Regions from separate parts of the Homo sapiens genome. Here region 1 is linked to region 2. Evidence: read pairs that join two places in POLR2A ChIA-PET (ENCODE). Cell type or tissue: GM12878. All regions are shown on one strand. Links, peaks and the distances in the headings refer to the core of each region. The heading gives the core; the rest is flanking DNA. Region 1 holds the start of LOC124904107 (U6 spliceosomal RNA). Region 2 overlaps IKZF3 (IKAROS family zinc finger 3).

Region 1 (9,487 bases), core at 427-8,426, 310 kb before region 2:
ATTTCTGCCTTAAGTAGATCATCTGTATACTTTTCTTAGAAATTTCAGTTAACCAGCCGGGAGTGGTGGATCACGCCTGTAATCCCAGCACTTTGGGAGGCCGAGGCCGGCGGATCACCTGAGGTCGGGAGTTGGAGACCAGCCTGGCCAACATGGAGAAACCCCGTCTCTACTAAAAGTACAAAATAAGCAGGGTTTGGTGGCCCATGCCTGTAATCCCAGCTGCTTGGGAGGCTGAGGCAGGAGAATCCCTTGAACTCGGGGGGCGGAGGTTGCGGTGAGCCGAGATCACGCCATTGCACTCCAGCCTGGGCAACAAGAGCGAAACTCCGTCTCAAAAAAAAAAAGAAAAAAAAAAAAGAAATTTCAGTTAACCATATAGAATTTTTAAAGTCTTCTTTTCTTCTTTCTCTTTTTTTTTTTTTTTTGTGGCAGAATCTCACTGTCACCCAGGCTGGGGTACACTGGCGTGATCTTGCCTCACTGCAATCTCCACCTCCTGGCCTCAGCCTCCTGAGTAGCTGGGACTACAATCACAAGCCATGCCCGGCTGTTTTTTTTTTTACATTTTTGGTAGAGACCAAGTTTTGCCATGTTGCACAGGCTGGTCTCGAACTCCTGAGCTCAAGCAGTCTGCCCACCTTGGTCTTCCAAAGTGCTGGAATTACACGTGTGAGCCACTGCGCCCAGCACTTATGTGCTTGCTCGCTCGCGCGCTCTCTCTCTCTCTCTCTCTCTCTCTCTCTCTCTCTCTCTCTCTCTCTCTCTCTCTCTCTCTCTCTCTCTCTCTCTCTTTCTCTTTTCTTTTTTCTTTTTTTTTTTTGACAAAGTCTCATCCTGTTGCCCAGGCTGGACTGCGATGGCACTATCTCGGCACACTGCAACCTCCGCCTCCCGGGTTGAAGTGATTCTCCTGCCTCACCCTCCCAAGTAGCTGGGATTACAGGCAAGCGCCACCATGCCTGGCTAATTTTTTGTATCCTTAGTAGAGATGGGGTTTCACCAGGTTGGCCAGGCTGGTCTCAAACTCCTGACCTTGTGATCTGCCCGCCTCGGCCTCCCAAAGTGCTGGGATTACAGGCATGAGCCTGGCTTGCCTTTTTTTTTTTTTTTTAACAGAGTTTCGCTTTTTTTAGCCCAGGCTGGAGTGCAGTGTTGTGATCTCCACTCACTGCAACCTCCACCTCCTGGGTTCAACCAATTCTCCTGCCTCAGCCTCCTGAGTAGCTGGATTACAGGCGTGTGCCACCACACCCTGCTAATTTTGTGTTTTTAATAGAGATGGGGTTTCACCATTTTGGCCAAGGTGGTCTTGAACTCCTGACCTCAGGTGATCCACCCGCCTCGGCCTCTCAGAGTGCTAGGATTACAGGCCTGAGCTACCGCACCTGGCCTTGCTCTGTTTTTCTAATAGCCTTGTTCATTTGGAGCGTACTGAACTTCAGGGGAGTCTACATTATTTTTAAAGGCTGTATCTCTATAAGTTCAGTAAACTCCAAATGAACCAGGATTTTCCTAGTAGAATGGGATGCTTGGTTTCCATTTTTTATGTACTTAACTAAACTTTTTTTTTTAGGGAACACTTCACGAATTTGTGTCATCTTTGTGCAGGGGCCATGATAATCTTTTCTGTATTGTTACGGTTTTAGTGTATGTGCTGCCAAAGTGAACAATCAACTACATTTTTTTTTTTTTTTTTTTTTGAGGCAGAGTGTCTCTCTGTCACCCAGGCTGGAGTGCTGTGGTATGAACTCAGCTCACTGCAACCTACGCCTCCCAGGTTCAAACAATTCTTGTGCCTTAGCCTCCCAAGCAGCTGGGATTACAGGCATGTGCCACCATGCTTGGCTGATCTTTGTATTTTTAGTAGAGAGGGGTTATGCCATATTGGCTAGGCTGTTATCTAACTCCTGGCCTCAAACAATCCACCTGCCTCAGCCTTTCAAAGTGCTGGGATTACAGGTGAGAGCCACTATGCCTGCCTCAACTAAATTTTTTTTTTTTTTTTTTTTTGAAACGGAGTCTCACTCTGTCCTCTAGGCTGGAGTACAGTGGCATGATCTCGGCTCACTGCAACCTTCGCCTCCTGGATTTAAGTGATTCTGCTGCCTCAGTCTCCTGAATAGCTGGGGTTACAGGCTTGTGCCACCACGCCTGGCTAATTTTTGTATTTTTCGTAGAGACGGGGTTTCACCATGTTGGTCAGGCTGGTCTCGAACTCCTGTCCTCAAGTGATCCACCCGCCTTGGCCTCCCAAAGTGCTGGCATTACAGGCGTGAGCCACCTCGCCCTGGCTCAACTAAATTTTTGATAAAAGTTTGTAAATAGTGGTGAAATCACTGTTTCTTTTCTTTTTTTTTTTTAAGAGACAAGTTTTCCCTTTGTCGCCCATGCTGGAGTTCAGTGGCCTGTGCACAGCTCACAGTATCCTCTACCTGCTAGGCTGGAGCGATCTTTCCACCTCAGCCTCTCAAGTAGCTTGGACTACAGGCACGTGCCATCATGCCTGGCTAATTTTTGTACTTTTTTGTAGAGATGGAGTTTGACTGTGTTGTCCAGGGTAGTAGAACTCCTAGACACAAGGAATACACCTTCCTTGGCCTTCTAAAGTGCTAGGATTACAGGCATGAGCCACCGTGCCTGGTCTGAAATCATGTTTTAAACAACCAACTTCAAGGGGAAGGAGATAAAGGATTATATTTAAAGTAGTTTACGCTGTTAAAATGGGCAAATTATCTCATTGAAAAATTTAGTGTTTTTTAAACAGTTACAATTTATTTATTTATTTATTTATTTATTTATTTATTTATTTATTTTTTGAGGCGGATTCTTACTCTCATGATCCGCCTACCTTGGCCTCCCAAAGTGCTGAGAGTACAGGCGTGAGCCACCACCCCTGGCGTAAATATTTATAAATTTTATATTTTTTCTTTTTTTTTTGTTTGAGACAGGATCTTGCTCTGTTGCCCAGGCTGGAGTGCAGTGGCATGATCTTGGCTCACTGCAACTGCTGCCTCCAGGTTCAAGTGATTCTCATGCCTCAACTTCCCAAGTGGCTGGGATTACAGGCATGAGCTACCACACTTGGCTAAGTTTTTGTATTTTTAGAAGAGACAGGGTTTCACCATGTTGGCCATGCTGGTCTCAAACTCCTGGCCTTAAGTGATATGCCTACCTCGGCATTCCAAAGAGCTGGGACTACAGGCCGTAGTCACCATTCCTGGTCTATATTCTTTTTTTATTAACAGTATTTTTATTAGAAGTGTTTCCATTACACCCACAGATTCAGTTCAGATTCCAAAATACTATTCATATTCTAAAAGTTTGGCAGTCCTAGAGCTTGGTAGGTTTTTAAATTACACATGTATTATGAAACCTAATTACCACATGTGAATTTGTGTATAGGTATAAATGGGGAACTAGGAAATACTGATATAGTTAGGGTACATCAGCGCTTCCTGGTAGTGACTTTTCAAGTAATGACTGTGATGTATAGTATCTGCTCCCCTATGATAGACTCACTTTGCATGTACCACATGTCCGCAACCCTTTATAATACTGAGTGTCCTATGCTAAAGGTGATAATGTTAAGCATTGTAGTTTTGAGGCTGTCATTAAATTTTCAAGGTTTTTAGTACATTGGAATTTACTGAAACAGGATTTGACCTCTATTCAAATTGTATATCCTGAACTGGTAGGACATAACCTATCAAATACTCATTCTGTCTTGAAATAAACATGCTAAAAATGTAATATTTTAGAAGCAGTATACATTTTTCATACATGTTCAATATCCCTAATCCAAAAATCTAGAAATCCTCCAAAATCAGGAACATTTTTAGCGCTGACATGATACTCAAAGGAAATGCTCATTGGAGCATTTCAGTATTCAGATTTTTGCATTGAATATGCTCATCCAGTATAATGCAAATAATCCAAAATCTAAAAATTTTAAAAATTTGAAACACTCAGGCCGGGTGCGGTGGCTCACGCCTGTAATCCCAGAACTTTGGGAGGCCGAGGCGGGCGGATCACGAGGTCAGGAGATCGAGACCATCCTGGCTAACATGGTGAAACCCCGTCTCTACTAAAAATACAAAAAATTAGCCAGGCGTGATGGTGGGTGCCTGTGGTCCCAGCTACTCGGGAGGCTGAGGCAGGAGAATGGCGTGAACCCAGGAGGCGGAGCTTGCAGTGAGCTGAGATCGCGCCACTGCAGTCCAGCCTGGGCGACAGGGCGAGACTCTGTCTCAAAAAAAAAAAAAAAAAAAGTTCAGACACTCTGGTTTGAGGCATTGTGGATAAGAGAGTACCTAATCTGTATTAGTACTTTATTTGAGCTCATAAAGTAAACATTGGAGAAAACAAAAATATGAAACACAGATTGGCTGGGCATGGTGGCTGATGCCTGTGATCCCAGCACTTTAGGAGGCCAAGCTGGAGGATTGCTTCAGGTGGGAGTTTGAGACCAGAGCTTAGGCATCCCCCCCCTTTTTTTTTTTTTTTTTTTTTTGGGAAACAGAGTCTCACTCTGTCGCCAGGCTGGAGTGCAGTGGCTCAATCTCAGCTCACTAATCTCCACCTCCCGGGTTCAGGTGATTCCCCTGCCTCAGCCTCCTGAGTAGCTGGGACTAACAGGCGGGTGCCACCACGCCTGGCTAATTTTTTTTGTATTTTGGTAGAGACAGGGTTTCACAATGTTTGCCAGGATGGTCTTGATCTCCTGACCTCATGATCCCCGGCCTCGGCCCCCTAAAGTGCTGGGATTATAGGCATGAGCCACTGTGCCTGGCCCCTGTCTCTTAAAAAAAAAAAAAGCAGCTGTGGTGGTATGCACCTGTAGTCTCAGCTGCTTGGAATGTTGTAGTGGGTAGATCACTTGAGCCTCGAGGCTGCAGTCAGCTATGATTGCACCACTACAGTCCAGCTTGGGTGACACAGCAAGATCCTGTCTCCAAACAGACAAAAAACCATAGACTGAATTTATTTGAAATGATGATGACACAATTAAAATACCTTAATTTTTCTTTTTTCTTTTTCTTTTTTTTTTTTTGAGACAGAGTCTTGCTCTGTCGCCCAGGCTGGAGTGCAGTGGGGTGATCTTGGCTCACTGCAACCTCTGCCTCCTGGGTTGAAGCGATTCTCCTTCCTCAGGTTCCCAAGTAGCTGGGATTTTGGGAGTGCACCACCATGCCCAGCTAATTTTTGTACTTTTAGTAGAGATGCGGTTTCACCATGTTGGCTAGGCTGGTCTTGAACTCCTGACTTCAGGTGATCCGCCCGCTTGGCCTCCCAAAGTGCTGGGATTACAGACATGAGCCACTGCACCCTGCCTCTTTTTTTTTTTTTTTTTTTTTTCTGTGAAACAGAATCTTGCTCTGTCACTTAGACTGGAGTGCAGTGGCACAATCATGGCTCACTGCAACCTTGGCCTCCTTCCCTGGCTCAAGTGATCCTCTCGCTTCAGCCTCGATAGTAGCTGGGACCAGAAGTGCATGCCACCACTCCCAGCTAACTTTGTTTATTTTTTTTAGAGATAAGGTCTCACTATGTTGCTCAGGCTGGTCTTGAACTCCTGGGCTCAAGCAATCTTCCTGCCTTGGCTCCCAAAGTAGTGGGATTACAGGCATGAGTCACCATGCTCAGCCTGATTTTTCTTGTTCTTCTAGTGAAGCCAAACCAAGAAGAAATCTGTTTTGAATAATGAGGAATTGAGATTTGTAAAGAATATTCCGACAGTGGTTGAGAAATTACAAGTTTTTTTTCGCTGAACATCTTAAAAATTAGAATAATTTAAAAAATCTATGTTGGTGGGGTGCGGTGGCTCATGTCTGTAATCCCAGCACTTTGGGAGGCTGAGGTGGGCAGATCATGAGGTCAGGAGTTCGAGTCCAGCCTGGCCAATATGGTGAAACCCCATCTCTACTAAAAATACAAAAAACTAGCCGGGCGTAGTGGCACACGCCTGTAGTCCCAGCTACTTGGGAGGCTGAGGTAGCAGAATCACTTGAACCCAGGAGGCAGAGGTTGCAGTGAGCCAAGATTGCACCACTGTACTCCAACCTGGGCAATAGAGGGAGACTCCGTCTCAAAAAAAAAGAATCTATATTACATTGTGACTCAAAGAGTTTTCTGATAATAAGTTTTGTTTCTAGGATGGAAAAATCTGAGTGCAGATTATAATAATGTTGCATGTTCATCTCTCCCAGTATTTCAACAGAAAGTTTCAGATGATCATTATCTACTCCACTGACTATCCCAGTTCTGGTTGATGTGGTACAAACTAACCTATATTGTATTGTTCTGTCTGATTTACAAGGGATTAAAACGATAAAAATTGGCAGGAGTCAATAGCTGTTGAGATTTATGTTCTTATATTTTGAGTAAATGACATTCTTTTATGGAAAATTCACACACAAGGGTTAACAGTATTCTTTAAAAAGATACATTGCAAGAGATAGATCTTTGTGGTCTAGGAAATATTCATGCAAAGCACCAATATTTTCCTTTATAACTACCTGTCATAAAAATAGAGAAGATTGCCTGTGGTTAAGGTTCTCAGATCTTTTTCAACCATCTGATACTGTGAAGGAATAGAGAAGACCTATCTGGCCTGATTTTATTTGTAGACATGAGTTAGTCTGTTGTACTATAGATGTCTTATTTTTTCTGAGGATGTGCATGACACAATTTTTTTTTTTTTTTTTTTTTTTTTTTGAGATAAAGTCTTGCCCTGTCACCCAGGCTGGAGTGCAGTGGCACGATCTCGGCTTACTGCAACCTTGACCTCCCCAGTTCAAGCAATTCTCATGCCTCACAAGTAGCTGGAACTACAGGCACATGCCACCATGCCCAGCTAATTTTTGTATCTTTATTTAATAGAGATGAGGTTTCACCATGTTGGCCAGGTTGGTCTTGAACTCCTGGGCTCAACTGATCCGCCTGCCTTGGCCTCCCAAAGTGTTGGTATTACGGGCATGAGCCACCACACCTGGCTCTTGGCACAAAATTTCTCTACCACTTATTAATAAATTGAGATAGGCAAAAAATTGTATCTGGGCCATACGTGGTAGGAGGCGAGGCAAGAGCATCACTTGGGGAGGTCCAGGATTTTGTGACTAGCCTGGGCAATATGGCAAGACCTTGTCTCTACAAAAAATTTCAAGAATTAGCTGGGTGTGTTGGTGTGTGCCGTGGTCCCAGCTTCTTAGGAGGCTAAGGTGAAAGTGTTGCTTGAGCCCGGGAAATTGAGGCTGCAGTGAGCCATGATTGTGTCATTGCATTCCAGCCTGGGCAACAAAGTGAGTCCCTGTCTCAAAAAAAAAAAAAGATTGAAAACTGACTTTTCTGATCTATTCCTGGAAACCTATCTTTCTACAAAACCCCACTGACTACTATAATTTACTGATTACTGGGAGAGGCTTCTGCCACCAGGTGCCTTAATAATTCTGAAATAGTTGCTTGGACCCTTTTTCTTTAGATTTTTAGTTTGATGATTGTCTATTTTGGCTGGTCAGGTTTGCCTTCTGCTTTGAAGTGAACGGAATGATTCAGTATATTTTTTATTAGTTTTGACTTACAACTTAGCTATATTTCTATTTTTTTGTAAATATCTTCGGCAATTTATATTTTTTACAGGGAAAGCATTCTAAAATACTATTTCTTTTTTCCAAGATTTTTGCACCTCTTTAGCGATAGAGTAGTATTAAATTGTTGAGCTCTTCTTGTTTGTTAAATCTTTGCTAAAATGTAGAGTAAATTCGATGAACTCCACGAGTTGCAGTGATACTTTGTGAATTTAAGAAAATTACTTCCTGCATTTTATTTCTATTTTTAAATTTTTTATTTTTCGAGACAGAGCTGCCCTTTGTTGCCCAGGGTGGAGTGCAATGGCATGGTGATGGCTCACTGTAGCTTTGACTTCCTGGGCTCAAATGATGCTCCCACCCCAGGACTGCCGGTTGCCATCTGCCCCCAAGTAGCTGGAAACACACACTTATACCACCATGTCCAGCTAATTATTTTTGAGACAGAGTCTTGTCACCCAGGCTGGAGTGCAGTCGTGCGATCTCAGCTCACTGCAACCTCCTCCTCCTAGGCTCAAGCAATTCTCCTGCCTCAGCCTCTCGAGTAGCTGGAATTACACCACCACACCCAGTTAATTTTTTTTTTTTTTTTTTCGAGATGGAGTCTCACTCTGTCTCTCCGGCTGGAGTGCAGTGGCGCGATCTCAGCTCACTGCAACCTCCACCCCTGGGGTTCAAGCAGTTCTCCTGCCTCAGCCTCCTGAGTAGCTGGGAGTACAGGTGCACCCAGCTAAATTTTGTATTTTAATAGAGATGGGGTTTCACTGTATTGCCCAGGCTGGTCTCGAACTCCTGAGTTCAGGCAGTCTGCCCACCTTGGCCTCCCAAAGTGCTAAGATTACAGGCGTGAGCCACCGTGCCTGGCCAGTTTCTATATTTTTAGTAGAGACAGGGTTTCACCAGGCTGGCCAGGCTGATCTTCAACTCTTGACCTCAAGTGATCTGCCCACCTCAGCCTCCCAAAGTGCTGGGATTACAGGCATGAGTACTGTGCCTGTTCTAATTTTTTTTTTTTTTTTGAGACGGAGTTTCATACTGTTGCCTGGGCTGGAGTGCAGTGGCACGATCTTGGCTCACTGGAACGATTCAAGCAATTCTCCTGCCTCAGCCTCCTGAGTAGCTGGGATTACAGGCAGCTGCTACCATGCCCGGCTAATTTTTTGTAGTTTTAGTAGAGATGGGGTTTCCCTATGTTGGCCAGGCTGGTCTCGAACTTTTGATCTCGTGATCTGCCCGCCTCAGCCTCCCAAAGTGCTGGGATTACAGGCTTGAGCCACCGTGCCTGGCCTAATTTTTTTTTTTTTTTTTTAATTTTTTGTAGTGATGGAGTCTCACTGTGTTTTCCAGGGTGGTCTCAAACTCCTGGCCTCAAGCAATCCTCTTGCCTCAGCCTCCCAAAGTGCTGGGATCACAGGGGTGAGCCACCATGCCCAGGTGAATTTTATTTCATCTCAATAAAACTCCAAATAAAATCTTAGGAACGATATATTAAGAGTTTGATAAAGGGAACTGCAAGTAATATCACAAATATTTCATTGTTTTTAAAATATACTATAGATTTCTATTTATAAAATTTATCTCAGCCAGGCATGGTGGCTCACGCCTGTAATCCCAGCATTTTGGGAGGCCGAGGCACGTGGATCATTTGAGACCAGGAGTTCAAGACCAGCCTGGCAAACATGGTGAAACCCCATCTCTACTAAAAATACAAAAATTAGTCTGGCATGGTGGCACACGCCTGTAATCCCAGCTACTTGGGAAGCTGAGGTAGGAGAATCACTTGAACCCAGGAGGCAGAGGTTGTAGTGAGCCAAGATCACGCCACTGCATTCTAGCCTGGGCGACAGAGTGATACTCTGTCTCAAAAAAAAAAGAAAAAAATTAAGTATCTTTAGTTGTGA
Region 2 (9,303 bases), core at 1-8,000:
CACTGATTACACTGGAATGGGCGTTCACCTTTAAAAAGGACAAAAAAGGAGATTTCTGGTCACAGGCAAGTGGAGAAACATATGCACAGATTAGATGCCTAGGGGAAAAGCTCATCTTTTAGACAATTACTGTTCACATTGGGATCAGTTGGGAGCTGCATTTCAAGGCAAGCCTAAGACTTACTTATGAAATCTCCTCTGTAGAAGAGAAAAAGCACCCACTAGCAAGGCTATTTTAGGTATCATATTGAATCAGAGCAAAGAAACAAGAGCAGCTCTAGAAGTGCTTTCTAGATCTAAGTTTTTATATTACTATATTACTTGGTACTCCCTTTTTTTTTTTTTTTTTTTTTTAGACAGGGTCTTCTTGCTCTGTTGCTCAGGCTGGAGTGCAATGGTCCCATCATGGCTCACTGAAACCTTGACCTCCTGGGTTCAAGTGAGCCTGTCACCTCAGCCTTCAGAATAGCTGGGACTACCAGTGTTTGCCATTATGCCTGGCTAATTTTTTAGTATTCCTTTTGAATATAATCTCCTTTGAAAAAAGAGCCAGAAACTAAAGTCCTTACAAGGTGTTGAGGGCTAGAAATTCTCCTTTTTAAAGTCTTCATATGAGATATGGGATGGAATCGACTGGCTCAAGTGCGATGGTTGTGTTTGTATGCATTTCTATAGACTACCTGTTTATTGTCTGAAGATACATTATTTTAAGCTGGAAATAAAAACTATGTCCTTTCATTTACCAAATTTGAACCCAATACAATAAGAAGATCTGCTCTTATTAAAAATGTTATGCAAAAATATACAAAAGATGGCTAAGAAGCAAATCACACAATTCAACTCCTACTTAGAAACTGAAGAAAAAGTATTTGGCTGACCTAGAACACTGTGCTCTCTACAGTCTTTTTTTATTCATAGCATTTGCAATATGTTTGCCAAATGCATGGTGAGGCAGGAATAAAAAGCACTGAGTGAACAGCAATGCAGAGAGAGAGATACATCAGCATTATAGCAAAAATCAATGAAAGTAACCAAAAGTTCCAAATTCCACCACTTCATTTCTCACGTGGCTGCATTAGGAGAGTTTTCAGAAGAATGAAAAAAGCAGACTATTTACCAGTATGGCTTCGCTTATGAACCATTAAGACATTGAAGCTGATGCAGGATAATCCACACACATCGCAGTTCATCTTTCCACTGGTTGGCCTGCTACTATCGAATGAGACAACATGTCTCTCCAACTTAATGTTTTCATATTCATTATATTCTCTTGAATAGCTGTAAGGGATTTCAGGCTCTTCTGCATTTCCCATGGGTTCTGACTTTAAAACATTCTCATCTCTTTCACTGTATTCATCTTTCACTTTCATTGAATCATCTGCAGGGAAGAAAATGCAAGAAATGAACAACGACTATACTTGAAGCTATCAAAGCAGCTCAAACAGCAGAGACCCACAACTGACAATTAAATACCAATCGAAGCTAACAAAACACTGTACATCTACAAAACAAGAAAGCACCATTAGCGTGACCGCACGTTATTTAAATTCAGAACCACAGTCAGAGGAAAACACACATACTTACACACATAAAAATAGACGATAGTGTTTTAGGCTATCCAGAAAATTACAGATAATAGATTTTAGCTAAGTTTGCTCAAAGTGGCCATGAAACAAACATTGAGCAACTCTTCTCCAGTACTAGGGGAGAGGAAGGGTTCTCAGATCTAGTACTGTTTTTGGTGGCTGCAGTTAAAAAGGCAAGGTGATGTACTCTTAGGTTTCAAGGAGAAAATATTGTTTGAATCCTTCAGATGCATCCAGTGTAAGCCATTAAGATTAAGAGTTGACTAGTTAACATAGTTTTTCTAATTTTAAGCCATGCATTGCCTCTTCCCCTTCCACGTATATGAATTGCTAAAACACATCTTATCTCTGTCTCTCTTGGAGCTGATAAAGGCACAACATTGACTGTAGAGGAAGTTGTCAGTACTAATGAAAAAGTGTTGAGAAAGACAAAAGGAAAAGTAATTCTTTCATATAACCTAAGGAGTCACTTTCATCGACACAGGTAAGTGGGGCTCAATCTAAATAAGGGGAAGGACCATTAGGTCCCAAGTTAGGGAGAACTAAACTCAAGGACTCAAGGATTGTGTAATAGGACTGGATAGGAGAGGAGGGACTGGCTCAAGTGAGTTGGCTGACCAAGTACTATCTTAAGAACTGCAATGTAAATGAATGAAATTTAAAAGAAGAGCTGTAATACTCTTCATGAAGAGCATAAGAACATATGAAGAACGTGGGAAAAATATGAAGAACATAAGAAACAAAGAAGGCAAATTTATGTACTTGCACTGACACTAGTAAAACCTAAAAATTTGCCTGATGTAAGAATAATAAACATTTGTAAGGGATTTTGCATATATAAAATATGCTATATAAATGCTTACTTTTTCAACCATTGGTCCTTAGAAATCAAAAGTTGTACCTCCCCATGAGGAATCACAAATCAATGGAGTGTAGGGCTGGAAGGGAATTTAAAGGTCATCTAATCCAACCCTCTTGTTTCTCAGATGAGGAAATCTGGGAGCAGAGATGTTTTTGGTCATTTGTCGAAGGTTACACATCCAGTTACTGGCAGAGGTGTGATTAGAATGCAAAACTTAAGCTTGAACTATCAATTACTTGGATTTGACCTCATGCACTAGACATATAAGGCCTAAGTGGGTTCTTACCAACTGTATTACACACCCTCCCATCAATGGTGTAAATGTTAAAACCCAAAACAGTCTGAAAAAAGATATTTTAAAAAACTACATCCCTTCCAAAAAACATCAGTAAGTGTTGCTCCTCTTGCTGCATAGGAGGAAGTACAACTGCAGCTGTGCCTGGCTTGCTACCTTCAACCCAAGTTTCAATTTTCACTTCTATCAAGGTTACCTTTCATCTATATTAACTGTGTTTGCTTAATAGAGCAAGACAGGGCCTAACCACCATCAGAGGAGCCAGGGCTGCCACACAGTTCCACTGCTTCCTACCACAGTTCATGGTTCACAACTTTTCACTCTTTGACTAGCAAAGATGTAGGGCTGTAGGATAAGTCCAACATGTTTCAAATTTGCCCACCCTATGGATCTGGATTATATAAGAAATGATATCTGTTTCCTACTTGGAAAGAGGTTTACTTCTTTCTCTGGATAGGTCTTCCCTGCTTTCAAGTGGAATTTGTTTGCTTAAGTGTTTATTTTTTATTTTTTTAAGAGAAGGATGCACCTGAGGCTTGTACTTGCCTCCCTTCCTCCATCACTCCAGCTGTGGGTAATATCCCACCAAAGCTTGAGTGCTCTTCAGTTTGCATGTAGGCGTTTAAAAGAACCTCAACGGAAAATTTCAGCTACTTAAAACCAAAAACAGCAGATAGAAAAGGCCAGCAGAAAAGGATCCTTTCCATTTTGGTTAGAAAATGTGAACATGACCAGACTCAGGCCACTCCATGGTCACTGAACTTTAAAATGTAGTAAGATCAATGTGTTGAGTCTTTCTGAAAACAGAGGACATAAGAGAGCTGCTCCTTTCCCTCAGGATTTTGGCTTTAGTTGGCCTGACCTGGAATTCAATACGACACCATCCTGGCTCAAGAGCAGATCTTAGCTTTAGTCCTTTAGGAGTCAGCTATAGAGCAAGGAAGACAGTATTTGAGACCCAGGGACATAAGGACACAGGGACAGGGCATTAGAGAAGTCCTTTGGGCTTACATAGTTGCTGGTTTGCCTTTGGAGTCTTACCAGTTTTAGATGAATGACCTGGATGACCTCTCTGCATGGTTACTGGGGATTAGCAACTTATTTTTATTTTATTCTATTTTATTTTTTGAGACATAGTCTTGCTCTGTTGCCCAGCCTGGAGTGTAGTGGCACGATCAGCTCACTGCCACCTCTGCTTCCCAGGTTCAAGTGATTCTCCTGCCTCAGCCTCCCGAGTAGCTGGGATTACAGGCATGCACCACAATGCCTGGCTGATTTTTGTGTTTTTAGTAAAGACGGGGTTTCGCCATGTTGGCCAGGCTGGTCTCGAACTCCTGACCTCAAGTGATCCACCCTCCTTGGCCTCCCAAAGTGCTGGGATTACAGGCCTGAGCCACCGTGTCCAACCAGATTCTAATTTATTCTAATATTCAACTCTGTTACCTTCTCAAGGTAAGCCATAATAAATTGCTGGCTGGGCATAGTGGCTCATGCCTGTAATCTCAGCACTTTGGGAGGCCAAGGCAGGTGGATCACTTGAGGTCAGGAGTTTGAGACCAGCCTGGTCAACATAGCAAAACCCCGTCTCCACTAAAAATATAGAAAATTAGCTGGGCATGGTGGCTCCCAGCTACTGGGGAGGCTGAGGCAGGATAATCGCTTCAACCTGGGAGGTGGAGGTTGCAGTGACCCGAGATCGTACCACTGCACTCCAGCCTGGGCGACAGAGCGAGACGCCATCTCAAAAAAGATAAAATAAAATAAAATAAATTAGAATTTAAGGTATGAATGAGATTCCTGAGAGATATTAGGCTTAGTACTCAGCCTCCAAACACAGTCCACCAAAACCAGGAAAGGCATTAGCCTGCTCTAATGAAGAGATTCATCCCATTCCCTGGAAGACTTATTGAAGCAGAGAAAAGGGGTGTTCTACTTAGAAAAATTCTATTAGAAAATACTAATGAACATGTCTAAAATCAAACTTGTCATCTTTGAACCCAAACTTGCTTCTAATTTATGACTTATTTATGTTGACAAATGGCATCACCCTTCTTCCAGTCTCCAAGCCATCAAACTGTGGAACCTTTTCTCTTTCAATTTCTACATCAAGTCAGTCTCCAAGATCTATCAACTCTATGTCTTCAGGCTCTCTAGGTGCCAACTCCTCTTTTCCTTTCCTTTTGCAATTTGGTTTCACCTTTCATCACATCATACCTAAATTCATCCTCTCTCAACATTCCTTTCTTTTTTTTTTTTTTTTGAGTCAGAGTCTCACTCTGTTGCCCAGGCTGGAGAGCAGTGGTGTGATCTCGGCTCACTGCAACCTCTGCCTCCCTGGTTCAAGCGATTCTCCTGCCTCAGCCTCCTGAGTAGCTGGGATTACAGGTGCCCACCACCACACCTGGCTATTTTTTTAATTTTTTTTTTTTAGTAGAGACGGGGTTTCACCATCTTGGCCAGGCTGGTCTTGAACTCCTGACCTCGTGATCCACCCACCTCGGCCTCCCAAACTGCTGGGATTACAGGAGTGAGCCACTGCGCTCGGCCTCAACATTCCTTTCTAGACAGATTTAAGACACAGGTGGTCCAGGAGCGGTGGCTCACACCTGTAATTCCAGCACTTTGGGAGGCCGAGGCGGGTGGATCATGAGGTCAGGAGATCGAGACCATCCTGACTAACATGGTGAAACCCCATCTCTACTAAAAATACAAAAAAATTAGCCAGGCGTGGTGGTGTGCGCCTATAGTCCCAGCTACTCAAGAGGCTGAGGCAGGAGAATCGCTTGAACCTGGGAAGTGGAGGTTGCAGTGAGCTGAGATCCCACCACTGCACTCCAGCTTGGGTGACAAAGTGAGACTCCGTCTCAAGAAAAAAAAAAAAAGACATAGGTAAGCTATGCTTACTGCCTCTACAGCCTCAAAAAGGACTCAGAATTCTCTGTAATATGGCTTCCGCCTCCACAATTCACTTAATCTGCTCCCTTGAATATCACCAACCATAATCTCCTGATTCCTAGATTCAGAGCCTTTTTGTATGCCACTCTCTCCAACTTCTTTGTAATCCTCAACACTACTGACCACTCACCATTCCTTGTTCTTCTGCACTCCTATGTCTTTTCTTTCTTTCTTTTTTTTTTTTTTTGAGACAGAGTCTCACTCTGTTGCCCAGGCTAGAGTACAGTGGTGCGATCTCGGCTCACTGCAACCTCTGCTTCCCAGGTCCAAGCGATTCTCCTGCCTCAGCCTCCCGAGTAGCTGGGACTATAGGCACGTGCCACCACACCTGGCTAATTTCTGTATTTTTAGTAGAGACAGGGTTTTACCATGTTGGCCAGGCTGGTCTCGAACTCCTGACTTCAGGTGATCCACCTGTCTTGGCCTCCCAAAGTGTTGGGATTACAGGCATGAGCCACCGTGCCCGGCCCCTGCACTCCTATTTCTTCAATGAAAATGTACCTTCTTTCCTTGCCTTTCTGATTGCTTCCTTCTTGCCCCTTTTCTTCCCTCTGCATCCTAAATACTGTCCTTAACCTTCTTTTTTCTTCCCTCTACACCCCTCTTGTATGGCAATTTCATTCATTCTTAAGGCTTCGACTAACATCTTATATGATTAATTTCCATATATATAACTCCAGGTGTAACCTCTCTCCCTTTCTTTAGTCCTCTATTTCTGAAGGCTTCCTAGGTATCTTCCCAGTTACTCAGGCTAGAATCCTTAGAGTCATCTTTCCTTTCTCCTGATTGGGCCCCACATTCAATCATTCAGTGGTTCTATCTGTGTATCCAATCTCTAATCTGTTTCTCCACTCCTGTATTTTGCATGCCCATTACCTAATTCTCAGACCCTATGACTTTCCCACGATCTACTTATTGCTGTAGCCCCCGCACTGTTCTCTTTGGCTCCCTTCTTTCTCCTTTCCAGCCCGTCTTGTTTGTTGCTACAAGATTGCTCTTCCTAAATTCTACCTCTGGTCATGTCATAGCCCTGTCAAAATTCTTCAATATTTTCCACTGCCAACAAAATAAAGTCCAAACTCAGAAACAAATAATTTAAAAGGCCTTTCGGGATCTGGCCCCAACCTATCTTTGGCATATTAATTTTGACTAGTTAGATCTTTAACTAAAGAGCTTCTAAGTAGTCTTATTTCTACTGCCTAAAAGATCTTTCCCCAATATGGCCACAGGTCCAAGTCCTACACATCCTACGTATTTTTTTTTTTTTTTTGAGACGGAGTCTTTCTCTGTCTCTCAGGCTGGAGTGCAGTGGTGCGATCTCTGCTCACTGCAACTTCTGCCTCCCGGGTTCATGCCATTCTCTTGGCTCAGCCTCCTGAGTAGCTGGGACTACAGGCGCCCACCACCATACCCAGCTAATTTTTTGTATTTTTAGTAGAGACAGGGTTTCACTGTGTTAGCCAGGATGGTCTCAATCTCCTGACCTCGTGATCCGCCGGCCTCGGCCTCCCAAAGTGCTGGGATTACAGGCATGAGCCACTGCGCCTGGCCACTGTCCTACACATTTTTAAAGGTCAAACTAATATGCTGTCTCCTGGCTACTATGCCTTCTCTGATCAACCCAGCTGGAAAATAGCCTGCTCCTTCTTCCTGGGTTACTTATGAACTCACCTCCCCTAGTCTCCCCAATAAATATGTAAACTAGCTGAGGGCAGAAGCTATACAGATTGTGTGTGTGTGTGCGTGTGTGTGTGTGTGTGTGTGTGTTTAACTCAGTATTCCCTATGACACTGCTTAACCTGTATCTGTAAGACCAGAGGTTATGTGGTTTTAAAATAGAAAATTTGGGGCTCCTACCATAGATCTACTAATCTGGGGGTGGAGACTGGAAATGTTCATTTAAAACCATGCTCTCCAGATAAACCTTATGCACAATGGAGTTTGAGAGCCACTGCCTCGAGTTAGATGCAGTGCCCTACATAAAGTAGACATCCCATAAATTCCTGGTGTATGAATATATCATTGCATTAGCCTCCTAACTGGCCCACGGTACATGTGACCTCTGTTATACTGCATCCTATTGCCAGAATAATCATGCTGTAGCAAAGAAACTCTTATTTAAAACTTTCAATGATTTCATTTGCTTATAGAATAAAGTCCAAACTCCTTAATGAGGTATTCAAGCACCTGTCCAGAACTTGCCCCAGGACTACTTAATCATCTCATTTCTCAGTCTTCTTGAATCACCTTTCTCTCTATACTAGAACTTTACTATGCAAAGTGAGGTCCTTGGATAAGCAGTTCTGCAACCGCCTGGGAGCTTGTTAGAAATACAGGTGCTCAGGCCTCAACCTAGACCTACTGGACCAGAATTTGCATTTTAACAAGATCCTCAAGGATTCTTATGCACATTAAAGTCTGAGAAGCACAGCAGCAACATGACTAATCACAGTTCTTCAAGCCTCTTCTCCAGCCTTTCCCACACCTAAAATATCCTTCTACCATTTCAATAGTGTATTCAAACTTCCACATGCAGTTTAAATGCCACTTCTTCCATGAAGTCTTCCTTGATACCCTTAACTAGAAAAAAAATTATGTTTCTTTGTTCTCATACATCCGTCTTATTCTGCTTTATATTTAGTATGATATAATTACATTGCTACAGATCCGCTTTTATGTAGTTGATGTGTTCATAAAATGTTTCATGCAAAACCAATAACACTGTCCCGCTGATTAACATTCTACATTCAGAAATGTTTATTTTGCCCTGATTTCAGTTGTCAGTGACTGGCAACACCCGTTCATTTAATAAAGGCAGAAAATCTTAAAGACCTGGCAACAAATACTTGAATATATTTGGGGAACTGCCTGATAGTATCCTGAAGTCTTTTGTAAAGTGAATAAACCTTTTATAGTATGAATAATCTCATGTTTTGGTTTTGTAAATTCTAATCTTCTTATAATATATATCAGGTTTCTTAGACATACATCTTAAGTTGACACTTAGAAGACTATCAAGAAGCCTCATAGACACTGGTGAAAGTTTATTTCTTAAGTCAGGTGGTGGGTGTATGGATGTTTTCTTATTATTCTTTAATCTATACATGTAATTATACTTGCCTTTTTGTACATATGATCTATTTTATAATAAAAAAAGTTAAAGGCTTCCTGAATACCTTTTTTATAACTGAACTTGTGGAGAAAAGAATATACCAAACCACAAATTGCTGATAAAGGTAATTGCTATACATTCCCAGAGGCAGGGAAAAGATGTCTAAATTGAATCTAACCCATAGGAAATTAGATTAAACTAAACTTTCTAAAGGAGCTACTCTAGGGTACAATTGCTCCCATCTTTGTCTATGTTTTCAGGCCTCTTAGGAAGATGACACACACGAACACACACACACACCCCAGAGAGAATTTTGTAGGCTGAAGAGAACAAAGGTTTGGCTCACTGGGGCTGATGCACATGGTTTCATTTCCTGGGGTGATGGTTATCACATGAAAGGCTTGTACTCCAGAGCAGACATTTTTGGTTTCACCTGAGACACTGCAAAAACAATGGGTCCTGGAAAGGATCCAACATCTAAATCCTTCAGGGG

Evidence for each region. Peaks named below come from ENCODE experiments on the same cell type or tissue, not always from the same donor. Only the 100,000 strongest peaks of a DNase experiment are listed, where the experiment ranks them.
Region 1: POLR2A ChIA-PET joins it to region 2 with 5 read pairs; 1 of 35 experiments calls an interaction of 5 or more read pairs at or near these places.

What each region holds. Positions count from the first base shown.
Region 1 is chr17:39,480,918-39,490,404 of GRCh38, forward strand. All of the region lies in intron 2 of CDK12 (cyclin dependent kinase 12), which reads left to right. It overlaps LOC124904107 (U6 spliceosomal RNA), which reads right to left and starts at 1,671; the gene lies at 1,569-1,671. In GM12878, for the core only: no CTCF peak of the experiment used is centred there; DNase peaks (open chromatin) are centred at 3,444 and 6,524; H3K4me3 peaks cover 897 bases; H3K27ac peaks cover 2,951 bases.
Region 2 is chr17:39,791,556-39,800,858 of GRCh38, forward strand. IKZF3 (IKAROS family zinc finger 3) reads right to left here. Exons shown (of 8, transcript NM_012481.5): 4 at 1,118-1,378; 5 at 1-28. Among named protein-coding and RNA genes, the nearest start is that of GRB7, 58 kb to the left of the region's middle. RefSeq lists enhancers at 89-198, 1,296-1,425 and a silencer at 9,207-9,303. In GM12878, for the core only: no CTCF peak of the experiment used is centred there; DNase peaks (open chromatin) are centred at 1,456 and 3,026; H3K4me3 peaks cover 3,369 bases; H3K27ac peaks cover 5,517 bases.